2 separate regions of the Homo sapiens genome follow, and region 1 is linked to region 2. A link is a contact called in ENCODE Hi-C data. All regions are on one chromosome and are shown on one strand. The core of a region is the stretch at or near the end of the contact, and the rest is flanking DNA. Distances in the headings are between cores, read along the strand shown. Region 1 holds the start of LINC00938 (long intergenic non-protein coding RNA 938). Region 2 holds the start of SLC2A13 (solute carrier family 2 member 13).

What was found. Hi-C counts contacts between places; a loop is a spot of excess contacts on that map. Pooled maps may share reads with other maps.
Region 1: a loop to region 2 is called in a map of naive thymus-derived CD4-positive, alpha-beta T cell, with 14 times the contacts of the local background. The contact joins the promoter of LINC00938 here to the promoter of SLC2A13 in region 2. A Hi-C loop is called at or near these places in 1 of 168 maps with a recorded cell type or tissue (naive thymus-derived CD4-positive, alpha-beta T cell), 1 of 37 single-sample maps with no recorded cell type and 6 of 50 pooled maps.

The regions. Positions count from the first base shown.
Region 1 is chr12:45,725,640-45,729,283 of GRCh38, reverse strand. It overlaps LINC00938 (long intergenic non-protein coding RNA 938), which reads left to right and starts at 1,363. Exons shown (of 1, transcript NR_028408.1): 1 at 1,363-3,564. RefSeq lists a silencer at 1-297 and enhancers at 810-1,772, 1,348-2,067, 1,773-2,735.
Region 2 is chr12:40,103,912-40,107,521 of GRCh38, reverse strand. It overlaps SLC2A13 (solute carrier family 2 member 13), which reads left to right and starts at 1,441. Exons shown (of 10, transcript NM_052885.4): 1 at 1,441-2,269. The coding sequence starts at 1,714. RefSeq lists an enhancer at 118-287 and silencers at 1,288-1,537, 1,558-1,817, 1,838-1,907, 1,918-2,007.

The DNA of each region.
Region 1 (3,644 bases), core at 114-2,613, 5.6 Mb before region 2:
GGGCAGGCGGGGCTGGGGGTGGGGAGGGGGAGGTCTGTGTGGTGGTTTGTGGAAAGCGCGGTGACAGCGTGTATTTCGGCCCCGGCTCCGCGGGGCCCTCGCACACATTCACGCGCGGCCTCGGCCGCTGAGGCCGGGGCGTCCCCGGGCAGAAGCACCGGCGGCAGCTGAGCCGCTGCGCGCCGCCCGCCTGCTTCCCTCCCCGCCAGCCTCCCTCTCTGCCGCCGCCACGGCCTGGCAGCCAGTGCCACACAGCGACCCCCGAGGGCTGGCCGCGGCACTGCGCCTGGCTCCACACCGCCCCGGCAGATCCTCGCGGGGAACAATAGACTCGACTCGCCGGGCTTAGGGTTCGTCTGCAATGTGCCGCACATTTCACACGCACACAAAGCCGGCGGAAAGGGGGGCGGTGCGGGGAAACGGCCACTACCGGTTGTTCCAGGGTTAGGGGTGGAGGCGATGTTCGCGTCCCCGGCCCGGCTGTTGGAAGGGCCGCCTCGGAGTCCCCGCCCGCCCGACAGAACCGGTGTGGCGCTCTGAAGGGAAAGGAAGCTCACCGGGGTAGCCCCTCACGCTACGCAACATTCACAGATCGGAATAAAGTCAATTTGTTACCTTCTGTTTTTGTAAAATCTAAAGGAATCGGCTTTTATGAGCCGTATGCTAGTATTTTGGGGCCTGGTTAGCACATTTTCTATGAATTATCCACACGCTAACTTTAGCAAACTATACGTTAAATACAATGTGAACTGTCTGTCCTAGTTCTGTGGAAATAGAGTAATGCTCTTAATTCATCTTGCCGCTGGTTGGCTTCACATATCAAACTGGAGTATTCTATGAGCAAAGTTATGCAAACTAACTAAACTGGTTGGGAAGCAATCTATCGAACTTCGACAATAATAATTAAGGTTTACATTTTTATAGTAAGGTCTCTTCAAGATTGCTGCGTTTAAAATAAATACCGAATAAAACGTTTTTCCTTGCTTTCAAATGTCTTAAATGTAATCCTCGTTTAAAATATTTTGAAGGTTAAAAAAACCCTTTGCTTAAATGAGTCAAAACATCTCAACAAATACTACCACCTAAATTTGCATTTACGAGGGGTGTTGGAGCCGGCTCTTTGCTACAAATGTTAATTAAGATTACAGTACGTGAAACGTATTATTATTCCCATTTTAGTGACGGCCACCACGGGCAAAGTCACTGCCTAACCCAAGGTCACAGGGTAGTAGGGGTCTGGATGGGTTATTTCAGGTAGTCGTTCCAATGGGAACATTGCTTTGGAGGTGAAAAATTATGTAATATAGTGCAGCTTGCTTCCGGTGCTCACTCTAGGAAACGGACTTATTTCCCAACTAAAGTTTGTCTCTTAAGTGGGGTCGGAATAAGGTTGTGGCTAGGAAGATCCTGACAACCCAGGGCCAGTGAGTGTCTCGGAAGCCTGTGAGGGGCGGAGACCCGGCCCGGGGAGGTGGAGAAGCTCGCCGGCCGCGGAAGACTAGGGGTGAGGCTGCTGCGAGGAAGACCCGGTCAGCTGTCCCTTCCCCCATCGGTCCTCTTAGGGGAAGTGGAGATGTGGGCCTCGGAGCTGCGTGGCCCGGGCTGTGCGGATTCCCTAAACGCCGCACTTGCGCACAGCCCCTTACGTAACCGTCAGTGCCGGGGATTCCCTGGAGGGGGTCATTCTATTCAACCATTATACACACCCCGGGCTCCTGCCGCCGCGCCGCCGCCGCCTCACAAAATGGCGGCGCCCATAGAGGAGACCGCGGCCGCCTCCCCGGCCCCATTTTGTGGGAGGCGAGAGATCTGTCAACATGGAAAACCTCTGCTGAGGATGCATCCGAGTTTGGAAACCCCACTTAAGGGATGGAGCCTGGGGGATCACATTAAACGGAAAATGCCAACGACTTCTACCACCTCTACGCGTTTTTAGTTTTTCATTTTCTCGAAGGAAGCGCCAGAAGCCTGTGGAGTAATTGTAACTAGAGGGAGAACGGAAAGCTGAGGTGACTGCTCCGGGGACTTGGCGCGGCGCCTTGGTGGCTTTGGTTGCTCTTCCACGCTCCCGGCAGCTGACCAGAATCTCTTGGAGGGTCTCCTGGGCCACCTCGGCCGCGCCAGTCGTGCAGTGAGACTTCTGTAGTTTTAAAATGCCACAGTCCACGGCCCGGTCGGCACCGCTCGCCTGAATCGTGGGCTTTGGGAACCTTGGAGGCTGCTGCTCCAGGAACTCGCGGTCGGCCGGGAGCCGGGGAGCTTCGTTGCTGGGAGCGGGCGGTATTCGCGGACTCCGGCGGCCCTGGCGGGTCGCGGCCGGGATCCGAGCCGGGGATGACGATGCTGATGGAGCTGATGGGGCAAGAGTGGGAACGGAGGCACGTACACTGAAATTTAAGTCATCCAAGTTGGGACTTAAGATAGCAGGTTAATATTGTCTCAGGCGAGACTTAGAACGTCTTTTCTGGTATCCCAGTCTGCAGTGGGCAAATCTATTGTCTTTATTTCTCATTTAAGGGCAGAATGGAGGGATGACATATTTTTACTTTTCAAGAGGCGGTTGCCACTTTTAAGTCACTGTTGTGTGTGTGTGTGTACATACACAAACATACGATAGTGTGTTTTCAGAGCAAGTATCAAAGGCTAAAGACTTGGAGTGATACTAGTGTTTAAAAGCCTTTTTAAAAAAATTAAGATGTGATGAGAAACTGGAGAATTGACTTTTAAAAATTTCTTTTCTGTAGAAGAGGCTATCTTCAAAATGGAGTCCTAAAGTATATCTGATGGATAGAATTTAAATTCTTAACACTGTATATACCCTGTGGTCAAAAGCATCAACGTAAAACTTGATGTTTATCAGATTACTTATGTTTCAATTTTCCTGTGGTTAGAAAAATTAAGACAGAAGTAAGCTATTAACGGTATTTGCTTGTAAGAGTAACGTTAAAGGTTTAAGGAAAGGTTTGTTGAAATCGATATGCATCACACGAATCATTTATTTTCAATGTTGTTTTCCAGTTGCAGCAATCATTTGTGTTTACATGACTTTGAAAAAGGGTTTAGTTTATGTTGATTTTGACCCTCTTATTTAATCTCTAGTGCAGAAGTGCAGCTTTCTGCAGGCTGCGCCTCAATCGCTAAGTTCCACTCTCCATCCTCTGCCGCGCTACTCCTGGCATGTGGATCACCAAGATACAATTTCTGGTCCTGTCTGTTCTTATTGATGTCCTTTACAGTTAATAAATTTGATTGCCACTAATCAGTCTGTATCTCTTGCAAAAACACCACATTTAGCATCCAAGTAGAGTCAGAGTATGTTTTTTATGAGATTGTACTAAAGTAACCTTCTATTACATTTCTTATTACCATATTGCATTTCCTATAGTGGGCAGCATAGAGCAGGTGGATCCTGACAAAGTAATGTTAGAGATGTGCTGACAGCTTTACAATAGATATTCTCCAACTAATTTGACAAGATATAAAATAAAATGTAGTTCGTAGTTTTCAAGCATTAATGGAAAGTGTTCCTATTAAAAAATTACCAATAACAGTGGAAATTGTTGCAATCCAATTTGTATAGTTTACTGTTTTGATGACAAAGCGCTTATGATGGGAAAAATGTAGTGTTGCTTTTGTAACTGCAA
Region 2 (3,610 bases), core at 192-2,691:
TTCATTAGTTTATTTTTCCTTGTTGCTGGCAAGGAAAGTACTATATTGTAGAGATAATCGTGACTGATAATCAAAACGAAAGCAGTTTTGACAAATTCTAATATAAGTTTTTACTGAAACAGGAATGACAAAATCCTTTTGTCTGAAAGGAAAAAAGTTATAGCTGCATGAAAAATAGGCCCCAGGCTAAGAAAGCTTTTGCTCAAATAAGGGAAATAAAAGAGCAGTGGAATTGTAGGAATAGAATCATATGATGCTTGACTTTTTGCCCTCAGCCTGAAGAATGAAAGCAAATTAGAGGCACAAAACATCTTTAGCAGTCCCAGCTGCTAGGAAGGCTGAGGCAGGAGAATCGCTTGAACCTGGGAGGCGGAGGCTGCAGTGTGCCGAGATAGCGCCACTGCACTCCAGCCTGGGCGACAGAGCGAGAATCTGTCTCAAAAACAAAACAAAACAAAACAAACTATCTTTAGCCCCTGATGCGCAACTGTATATTTTAAAAACATTTAAATTAAAGGGGGAAACAAACCCCAAATGAACCAACAACTGTTAATTCACTCAACAGTTTAAAAAATTGGTTGCAAATAACGTTATCTTTGCTTTGTTTCAAGTAAATGAGGCTGTTAAAACAGTGCCTCATGGAGGGCAACAGTGGGGATTCTCAGGAGAGAAGCTATCCTACCTTTTGGTTAGCATGTTGGGGCGGGGAAATGGAGACTGCCTGCCGAATCACAAATCAGGGTCTTGAGTTTTCTTTCTATTTCTGGGAATTACCCGTTACATGAGTGGAATGCATATATGTGAATTTTCTTTTACAGGTCGGGGATCCATGGAAGGAGGGTTTGGGATTCACCACAGAGATATGTTCTCTGTCCTCAAAGAATCAAATGTACCATTCCTTTAAAATAAGCATAAATTGAGGAGGGACTGGCGATGAGAGTGGAAACTAGCTATAGAAATGGGAGCATGCAGCCCTGAATTGCTCCAGAACAAACACATTTAATGCCAGGGAAGTAGACCACGCTGGGTAATGTCACAATACTATAAAAGGAAGGGTACTTGCTAGGTCCTATTCTAGGATATTTTTTCCAGCCCTCTCTCTAGGCTGCTGGAAGGACAGTGAGGCTGGTTTAGGTGCTCTCTCCCTCCTCTCCAAACACGGCAAACATTCTGGGTGGCTTCCCGTCTGGAAGCCTGTTGCCTGATGGCATCGCCACATTGGCTTGCTCCACCGCTGCAGCTCGGAAGGCAGGGTTAATTCCATACGGTTGCCAGAGCCCTAAATGAGGGAGCCTAGGTCAGAGGTCGCACCCACCGGGAGGGCGGGGTTTAGGGGTCCGGGGCGGGCTGAGCCTGGCCCCGCCCAAGGAGGGGGCGGGACGTTTCCCGGGCCCCGCCCCGCCGGCCCGGGGTTGCACGTGACCCGCGGTCCCGCCTCCCGCCCGCTCCGCAGCGCCAGCTCGGCAGGCGCGGGGCGTGAGTGTGGAGTGAGACCCGCCGGGCTCCAACTCCGCAGCGTCGGAGCGCGGCGGGCAGCAACTTTCTCCCCGGAGCGGCCGTGGCGGCGGCTGCTGCCGTGGCAGCCGGAGCGGAAGCCGGGAGGAAGAAAGCGGCGGCAGCGGCGGTTGCTCCCGCCGGCTCGGGCTGTCTAGCTCGCCGAGACTGCCGGCCCGCGGAGCCGCGTCCCCCCGGGCAGCCCCGGGCCCCTGCCCTATGTCCCGCAAGGCAAGCGAGAATGTGGAGTACACGCTGCGGAGCCTGAGCAGCCTGATGGGCGAGCGGCGCAGGAAGCAGCCGGAGCCGGACGCGGCGAGCGCGGCCGGGGAGTGCAGCCTCCTGGCTGCCGCCGAATCGAGCACCAGCCTGCAGAGCGCGGGCGCGGGCGGCGGCGGCGTCGGGGACCTGGAGCGCGCGGCGCGGCGGCAGTTCCAGCAGGACGAGACCCCCGCCTTCGTGTACGTGGTGGCCGTCTTCTCCGCGCTGGGCGGCTTCCTGTTTGGCTATGACACCGGGGTGGTGTCAGGGGCCATGCTGCTGCTCAAGCGGCAGCTCAGTCTGGACGCGCTGTGGCAGGAGCTGCTGGTGTCCAGCACGGTGGGGGCGGCTGCCGTCTCGGCGCTGGCCGGAGGCGCCCTCAACGGCGTCTTCGGCCGCCGCGCTGCCATCCTCCTGGCCAGTGCCCTCTTCACCGCCGGCTCCGCGGTGCTGGCTGCGGCCAACAACAAGGAGACACTGCTCGCCGGCCGCCTGGTCGTGGGACTCGGCATCGGTGAGTTCGGGCTCCGTGAAGGGCGCCCGGGATCCCATTGTCACCGCCCTTGACCCTGGGTGTTGCGTGCCTCTTGCCCATCGGGGTCCCCGTCTGGTCTCCCAGGGTCAGAGAATCCTCCACTTCTCTGGCCTCCAGAGCCCATCTGTTTGTTGGTCCAGCCTCCAAGGCTCTCCCGGGAGGTGGGAGGGTCGGGGGGGAGGGGGTGTCACTCTAGTCTCCCTCGAGCGCACGTGGAATCTTTGATAGGCCACGGACCAGTCAGTCCAAGTGGTTGTTGCCTCTCAGCACTTCCAGAAACCTAGCTGAGCACCAGCTCTTTCCTTGATCCAGCCTAACCTGATGCTGCTTCTTGAGCTTACGAGGGTCTCTGCTTTCCTGCACTGTCCCACCTTGCCTCTCCACTGCTAGCCCCTTTCGTTTTCTGGGGCTCCCAGCCTGGAACCTAGACCATCGTCAAGTTACAGTGAGATAATATTTAGAGTTAAGTAATTCTGGACTCTGAAAGGTTTATTAGCGACCCCTGCCCTCTTTGCTTATCTAGCATTTGTCTTTAGATGGCATCTCCTTTTGCTTTTATGCTTTTTCTATTGCCTTTCAGCTTTCATTCTTTTCCCAAGTAAATTCCATTCTCCTCTGTTTTTCCAACTTTTTCATTTGAATCCTTTTTTATCCATTCTCCTCTTTGTTTTTCCTCTCCTGCTTTCCAGTTGGGAACCAAATTATCTATTAAAGGTCATATTCACTTCCTTAATTCATTTAGGAGCTACTCCCCCTGTGGATAAATGCCCCGCAAGATAAATGTTTGGAATTTACTTCAAAAATGAAGGCATTAAGGTTCTCCTGGCGTTGAATTTTTTTCACCCTGGTTGCTGAGCAGGGGAGGTACAATTGGCAAGTTTTTGGCAGAGGGAAGCTATTTGGAATGTGCTCTGTATTATTAGAAAGCACTTTTGAGGGAAAGTGGGGGGCTGTGACTTAAATCTCACTAGTAATTTTTCTAAGACACACCGCTGATGCTTTTTTAATGTTTCGTTTCATAATTCAGTTTTTTGTTTCCCTTAGGGTGCTGTTGAAGTATTTCTTCCCTATGGCTGGGGCTTGATGAAAGCGCTTTAAACCTGGGGCTGCTGCTGATCTGTGTATTCACCACTTGTTTGATGTTTGTGCTTTTCACCCTTTCTCTGTGGGTTCTGAAGGGAAGCAAAGGCCATATATTCAACTCCACATGCGGGAACCATGAGCCTAAAACCCAGCTCACTGCACTTTATATTCAAAGTTTGTCAGTAGTGACCTTCCTTTTGCTGTTTATTGTACTGTTAATTAGCAAAGGTAGGGCAA